Linked DNA regions of Homo sapiens: region 1 is linked to region 2. A link is an interaction called in ENCODE POLR2A ChIA-PET data of the cell type or tissue named here. Cell type or tissue: PC-9. All regions are shown on one strand. Region 1 overlaps GABRR3 (gamma-aminobutyric acid type A receptor subunit rho3). Region 2 holds the start of OR5AC2 (olfactory receptor family 5 subfamily AC member 2).

Region 1 (4,000 bases), 58 kb after region 2:
CACTGGAGATTGCATAAACCATCACACTGGTCCAGAAGTAGCCACTTAGAATGAAACCCAGGCATTTTCCCTGAGTGAACAGAGTAACACAGCCAGCCAATTTCTGAGCTGTCATTCAAGCACTCTGTCATGCAGATTTTAGGGCATTTGACCAAAATACAGTAATTACTGTATAGAGTCATTTTTAGAGTAAGAGGCCCAGGAGTCTTCCTACCTTAGTATGTGAATAGATACTGTGAGGTTCTTTGCCCAGCACCCGACCTGATTATCAGCCAATAATTAAGTAATGAATGAATTAATGAATAATCCACTCTTCTATAATGCAAAAGAACTAATAGAGTGAACATGAAAGGAAGACATGATCTTTGAAAATTATAAGGGGGATTTATATATGCATTGTTTGGGGCCAGTTTTTATACAATAAGGCTCTTAAATGTTTTGCTTTTAGTTGTTTTCATTCAGAATATAACCTCACTTTTTAATCCAGAGATTCCCTTCTTTCAAAACCTAAAGACTTTAAAAAAATATGTATTCAAACATATCTTTTGTTTCCTAAAAACAAAGTAGGGAGAGGTGTGAATAAAGTAAGTTATGGCAGGTGGAAAATGTTCCCCTTTTACCTAGAGAAGAAATTTTACTCCTGGATGATGCAAAGAGGATTAAGCAAATAGACTCACTGAATATTTATTCATTCTTTCAACAATTACACTGAGTGATATTTACATGCAAGTGCTGGGTTGGGGCTAAAAATGCTATAAGAGCAACGTATTGACTCTGGCCTTGAAAATAATCAGCAGAGTGCTGGAGTCTGCTCAGTCTGGCTTGCAACAGCCAATCATTTTCAGGAAATTTATCAGCTGGCTGTTAAAAGCACACATTATTAAAAAATAAATTATATAAGCCTGCAATTAAATTAAATACTTTCTAAAATAAAGGTAGCAAATACTTAAAACTCACCACTTCCCAATGATTTCTCCACACTTTATCATCTGTTGCTCTTGAGGTTATTTAGGTCTATTGTAACTGTATTGTAGAAATACTACAGTATACCATTACTATACTATACTATACTATACTATACTATACTATACTATACTATACTATACTATACTATGTGCTAGACACATCTCTGCCATGCATGTTGTTGGTAGCCTGAAATCAGCCATGGTGGAAGTATTTACACCATGGAAATAAAACACTACTATAAACTGGGGCTTTTTTTCCTAAAGAGTCACTTGTTAAACATTACCCTGAACCTAATGTAAAAGCCAGTAGGTTCTCAGGCATGGCAAATCCAATGCTACTGCAAGCAAGACAGAAGAGAGTGGCAGAGACTACAACTACAAGGTATATGCTCCTCTGAGGGAAACTGGCTGGTCAGGTTCAGCCTTCTCTTGTTTTTGTTTGTTTTTTAATTTTTAACTTTTTTTTTTCTGAAACAAGGTCTTGTTCTCTTGCCCAGGCTGGAGTGCGGTGGTCCAATCATAGTTCACTATAACCTCAAACACCTGTGCTCAAGTGGTCCTCCCACCTCAACCTCCCAAGTAGCTGGGACAACAGGCGTGTGCCACTACACCTGGCTTTTATATTTTTTTGGTAGAGATTGGGTCTGTCTATGTTGCCCAGGCTGGACTCAAACTCCTGGCCTCAAATGATCCTCCAGCCTTGGCCTCCCAAAGTGCTGGGATTATAGGCATGAGCCACCGTGCCCACAGCCTTCTCTTGTTATAAGAGAACTTGAGCCTCGTGTGGCCAGATTTTCTGATTTTTTTCAAAAGAAGCAAGAAATCCAAGCTTTTCTCTGAATTTTTCCAAGTTAATGTACCACGTGAACCATTTTTTAAAAATGTCTGCAGACTAGCTGCTAATCTGGTCTAATTTCCTCATTTCACAGATGAGGAAACTGAGGCCTCCTCACTGAGCTTGTGATCTGACAGAGACCCAAGTGAGATGTGGGAACTGTCGTGTTTCAAGTGAAGCATTCTCTCTGGCTGGCTTTTCCACAGAAATGTTCATCTGCCTAGATTTTTTCCTTTACAAGAGACAGGCTATTGAAAAAGTCAGGTATGTATTTCCAGAGTTCAGAAGTTAGGAGTTCAATCAGAGCCATAAGATTCACTACATCTGATGTACCACGTTTTCTCTAAGACTTTTCAAAAACATCCAGAGCCTGGAAATAAAGATTGGATCAAGAATTATGAAGGTTTTCTTCGTGATGAAAAATTGGACCAATTGATTTTCCCACTACTTTACCTTATTCCTTGGATTTGCATCCATGTATATAGCCTAATAGAACATTTTTGCTTCATTTTGTATTTTTCTAAAGAAAAATAATAAGCCTACAAAAAGTTTTTAAAATTTTGCCTACATTATTTGGAACAGTTAGCTGAGTTTCAGTGTGCACTGGTTCACAGTAAAGCTTGACTGAGAAAAACGTCCATGTTATCAAGAGGCCATGCTTCTAGAATGACAAGGAGAATGGAGTGATAAGGTGGAGAGTTTTGACCAGATTCTTATTTGGAAAGGATTATAAATGGCAAGTTCAATTTTTTCTAGATAATTTATGATACAAATAACAATAGCAATAATGGATTTTTATGTGGAAAAAGATACCTAGAATCCAGTTATGCTTTTGTTTTTCCAAGCTCACGTCTAATCCTGATTCATGAAACTACATGATTTTTCCATGTTTAAAATCATAGCATAGAAACCATTTTGTATTTTCTTCACTTAAGCATTTCTCACATTGCTTCATAGACACCATAATGGTATTTTAATCACTCCATATTATTAATTTGAATTAAAGGACAAGAATTATCTCCTTTGTTTCTGAACATTTATTTTCAAGTTTGCACTATTATAAGTAACAGCAATAAATGTTTTCACACATTTTATTTTTTTCTTTACCGAGAAAATTATGATTTTTCTGGAATTGTATAATTGAGTAAAGCACATGAAATATTTTTATAGTTCTTGAGATGAATTTCTAGGGGAGTTTACCAATATTTATACTCCCACCTGCAAAATGAAAAGGATTTAATCATATCCTTTTTTTTTTTTTTTCCAAGACAGTCTCACTCTGTCACCCAGGCTGGAGTGCAGTGACACGATCTCGGCTCACTGCCACCTCTGCCTCCCAGGTTCAAGTGATTCTCCTGCCTCGGCCTCCTGAGTAGATGAAATTACAGGCTCCCACCACCACACCTGGCTAATTTTTGTATTTTTAGTAGAGATGGGGTTTACCATGTTGGCCAGTCTGGTCTCGAACTCCTGACCTCAAGTGATCCGCCCGCCTTCGCCTCCCAAAGTGCTGGGATTACAGGTGTGAGCCATCGCACCTGGCCTCATCATATCCTTCACAGCATGGGGCACTAACATTATTTTTTGTCTTTTGCTAATTTAATAGATATAAAATGACAGTTATGGCTTCAATTGGTATCACACTCTTGACCCCCTCAATTAAATACTTTTAAATTTGCTTATTAATTATGTCCTCCCTTGGGTAACTAGTCTCTTCGTGTCAGACCTAGTTCTTTTCAAATTCTGATTCTAGTTAACTCATCAAATATGTAGGCCTCCAGGCTCCAGGGAAAGCAGTTTTATAAGGCAGCCAACCGAGTGTGTGTGACTCAAGTCAGATGATTTTTTATCATTCCACTTATAAAACTCCAATGCCGCAGAATGAGTTAGGTGCATTTCCTTTTCCTCAATCAGTTCTAGTTTTTAATCCTTTGACTACTATGTCCTCCTCAAAGACCCTCTTAGTCCCCCTGAGACCACTCAGAATCAAGCCTTTCCCTCCTCCCAGACCTCTGCTTTCTTTGTCACACAATTACAGTAGAGTTTCTGACACTGAGAAGAGGGAGCATAGAAATATGTTTTCTTTGTGTGACCCAGGAAGGAAGAGGCCCCAATTCAAAGAGAAAAACCACACCTATTACCAAGACTCACGCCTACTGTTTCTCAATCTTCATAATACTTTGTGGGAAAGGACAAAAAT
Region 2 (4,000 bases):
CAAAGAACCCCATCAAAAAGTGGGCAAAGGATATGAACAGACACTTCTCAAAAGAAGATATTTATGTAGCCAACAGACAATGAAAAAATGCTCATCATCACTGGTCATCAGAGAAATGCAAATCAAAACCACAATGAGATACCATCTCACACCAGTTAGAATGGCGATCATTAAAAAGTCAGGAAACCACAGAAGCTGGAGGGGATGTGCAGAAATAGGAATGCTTTTAAATCGTTGGTGAGAGTGTAAATTAGTTCAACCATTGTGGAAAACAGTGTGGCGATTCCTCAATGATCTAGAACTAGAAATACCATTTGACCCAGAGATCCTATTACTGCCCAAAGGATTATAAATCATGCTACTATAAAGACACATGCACTCATATGTTTATTGCGGCACTATTCACAATAGCAAAGACTTGGAACCCACCCAAATGTTCATCAATGATAGACTGGATTAAGAAAATGTGGCAGATATACACCATGGAATACTATGCAGCCATAAAAAATGATGAGTTCATGTCCTTTGCAGGGATATGAATGAAGCTAGAAACCATCATTCTAAGCAAAAACTATCACAAGGACAGAAAACAGAACACCACATGTTCTCATTCATAGGTGGGAGGTGAACAATGAGAACACATGGACACAGGGCAGAGAGCATCACACACCAGGGCCTGTTGGGGGATAGGGAGCTGGGGGAGGGATAGCATTAGGAAAAATACCTAATGTAAATGACGAGTTGATGAGTGCAGCAAACCAACATGGCACATGTATACCTGTGTAACAAACCTGCACATTGTGCACATGTACCCTAGAACTTAAAGTATAATAAAAAAAATTTTTAAAAGGAGTACATTCAGTTGTGTAGTTTTTAAAAAAGCCATTTGTTAGTGGAGATCCATAGGAATGAAACTGTACACCTATACAAATGAATTAACATTTTAAATTTATATTCCTAAGTCAAATAATCAATACATTTAAGATATAGAATATGTCTACATATTAGATTAATATTTTGGTGTATCTGTTGGAATTACAGGCAAAAAAGCTAACTAAAAATAACTTTTAAAATTCTTCAACAAGAGCACACTTTGTTAAATTAAGTTTAGCCTAAGGCTGCCTCCTTATATATTTTATGCCTAAAACTTTGTCTGTACAAACCTAAACAGAATTGTTAACAAACTGTAACCTGCTCTTGTACCAGTCACCGAGTTTTGGCTAAAGGTGGCCACCTGTTCAAACCATGTTCAAATAAGAAAAACGTGGAGCTGTAACCAATCTGGCTCTTTCTGTATCTCATTTTTGTTTTCTGTATGTCACTTTCCTTTTTCTGTCCACAAATCTTCCACCATGTAGCTGCCGTGGAGTCTCTGAGCCTACTCTGGCTGGGAAACTGCCCAATTGGCAAATTGTTCTCTGCTCAATTAAACTTTTTAAAATTTTATTCAGCTAAAATTTTTCTTTAACAAGTTTCACTCCTGTTGCAACAACTTAAATTTTAATTTTCATTTCCTATTAATTCTTTCTTCCTAAATATAATGCTTGAAAAAACAGCTTGCTCAAAGAACATGATTCATACTTTGCAAAAGGAAATATGTGTCAGTTCCATTTTGCTAAAATAGCTGATACATATATTAACGTAGGTCTGTCACTGAAAAGAAGTAAGTTGTGGGAGGCCGAGGCAGCAGGATTACCTGAGGTCAGGAGTTCAAGACCAGCCCGGCCAGTGTGGTGAAATCCTGTCTCTATTAAAAACACAAAAATTAGCCCGCCTGGTGGCATATGCCTGTAATTCTAGCTACTCAGTAGGCTGAGGCGGGAGAATAGCTTGAACCTGAGAGGCAGAGGTTGCAGTGAGTCGAGACTGCACCACTGCACTCCAGCCTGGACAACAGAGACTCTGTCTCAAACAAAAAAAAAAAAAAAAAAAAAAAGGAAGTAAATTGGTGGCTGACACCAAGAGAACCTGATCTCACCTTTAAAAGAATCTACCAGCTCAATTTTACACCAATATCCATACATATTTGACCTGTTTCTTATCCTTGTCTTCTGCCTCTTGGAGTATAGCAATGCAATCTCTATGCAAATTTTTTTATCATGCTTATAATTGCAAACAAAATATTCCTGTAAATAGAGTATAGAAGATCTGTACTGTTTGAGAAGGCTATATCCTGAGATATTTTCTAACCTGCATATTATTGAATGCAATTGTATTATATAATGCCTTATATTAAAGCTAGTATATCGACTTTAGATATGGAAAGTTTTAAATTTTGATGGTCCATTGTTCAAGACAAGCTTTTAAAAATTTTTGTCATTAAGATATACCAGAAATTAAAAATTAAAAAATACACCATTTTTTAAACTCTTAATTTTTATTACTATTTCTCACTTTTATTTCTAGAACACTTTTTCTGCAAGACTCTGAGTTTTTATCATTTTATTCTTGTATGGTAGGGTATCACAGAGCCTAGTGCAGTAAACTAGGTTTGTGAACTAAATGGCTCTTATATAACAGTTTCAATTATTGTCGGTTATTCAATGGAATTTAGATGTAGGGTCCCTGGAAAATAATAAATTTTCAAGATTAAATGTTCAGAAAACAAGGAAGTAAAATGTTTTTAAAGAAATCAACCATGGTTGATGTAAAGACACTTCAACTGGACCCAAATCCAAGTAAACATTGTACAAAGCTGGGTTTCTTCACGTAGTGCTCAGTGACCACCCTGACCACTAGCCCTCTGATGAAATGGCAGAGCCATGGCTAACCACAAGACTTGTTGACTTATTTATGCAAAGGGTGAAAAAATAAATGATTTGACATTTCCCTTTGGAACTGTTTACTTCCTTATAACTCTTCTCAATGCATGCATGACTTTTTTATTTCTCAAGCTGTAAATAAATGGGTTTAGCAGGGGAATTATAATCGTGTAAAACAGAGAATACACTTTGTCTTGGTCTTCAGCTAAGCCAGATGCAGGACGCACATACATGAAGATCAGAGTTCCGTAGTACAATGAGACAGAAAGCAGATGGGCGCCGCATGTGGAGAAGGCTTTGCTTCTGCCCTTTTCAGACTTTTTTTTCAGAATATCAAAGAGCACACGAGTATAAGAGATTATGATAGTCATTAAAGTGGGTATTTGTATAAAAGCACCAAAAATAAATATCATTAGTGCGTTAATAGATGGACCATTGCATGAAATTTTGAACAGTTGTAAAATTTCACAGTAGAAATAATGTATTATGTTAAACCTGCAGAAAGTTAGTCGCAATAGTAAACTCACATGAACCAGAGGATGCAGGAAACCAATTACATATGAAATACTTAGCAACTGAGCGCTGAGTTTGTTGGACATCATCACTGGATAAAGCAAGGGATTACATATGGCTACATAGCGGTCATAGGCCATCATCACCAGGAGGAAGCATTCTGTAGTTGCACTGGAAGCAAAAAAGTAAAACTGGGTGATGCACTCAGCTAGGGATATCATTGCAGTCTTGTCTAAGAAATTGACCAGCATCCTAGGGGTTATAGAGGTTGAAGTACAAGCATCTGAAAAGGCTAAACCACCAAGGAATAAGTACATGGGCATATGAAGATGGGGGTCGTTCCAAATTAGAACTATCAGTCCAAGGTTGCCCACCATGGTGATGAGATAGACCACCAAAAACACAACAAAGAAGAGGACGTGCAGCCATGGTCGATCTGTAAGTCCTGTGAGAACAAACTCTGTCACAAGAGTCTTATTTCCCTCTGATATATCCATACTCGTCACTGTAATAAGAAAACATGTTACAAAGACAATCACTAAAGATAACACAAAGCGGTAGCATTTTATTATATTTATACCTTTGAGTTTCCCATTTAATTAACAGTTTTTAAAGTCTAACTTACATCCATTAGTAAAATCTGTTTACAAAGTGTGTGTTTAGGTATTTGACACTAAAATTGGAAAATACTGAAATGAATGCATATATTTGAGGTGTAGGGGAGG

What was found. ChIA-PET counts read pairs that join two places held together with the same protein. Peaks named below come from ENCODE experiments on the same cell type or tissue, not always from the same donor. Only the 100,000 strongest peaks of a DNase experiment are listed, where the experiment ranks them.
Region 1: POLR2A ChIA-PET joins it to region 2 with 17 read pairs; 2 of 35 experiments call an interaction of 5 or more read pairs at or near these places.

The regions. Positions count from the first base shown.
Region 1 is chr3:98,029,178-98,033,177 of GRCh38, reverse strand. All of the region lies in intron 2 of GABRR3 (gamma-aminobutyric acid type A receptor subunit rho3), which reads left to right. Among named protein-coding and RNA genes, the nearest start is that of GABRR3, 4.1 kb to the left of the region's middle. In PC-9, no CTCF peak of the experiment used is centred here; no DNase peak of the experiment used is centred here.
Region 2 is chr3:98,086,945-98,090,944 of GRCh38, reverse strand. OR5AC2 (olfactory receptor family 5 subfamily AC member 2) reads right to left here and starts at 3,772. Exons shown (of 1, transcript NM_054106.1): 1 at 2,843-3,772. The coding sequence starts at 3,772. The coding sequence ends at 2,843. In PC-9, no CTCF peak of the experiment used is centred here; no DNase peak of the experiment used is centred here.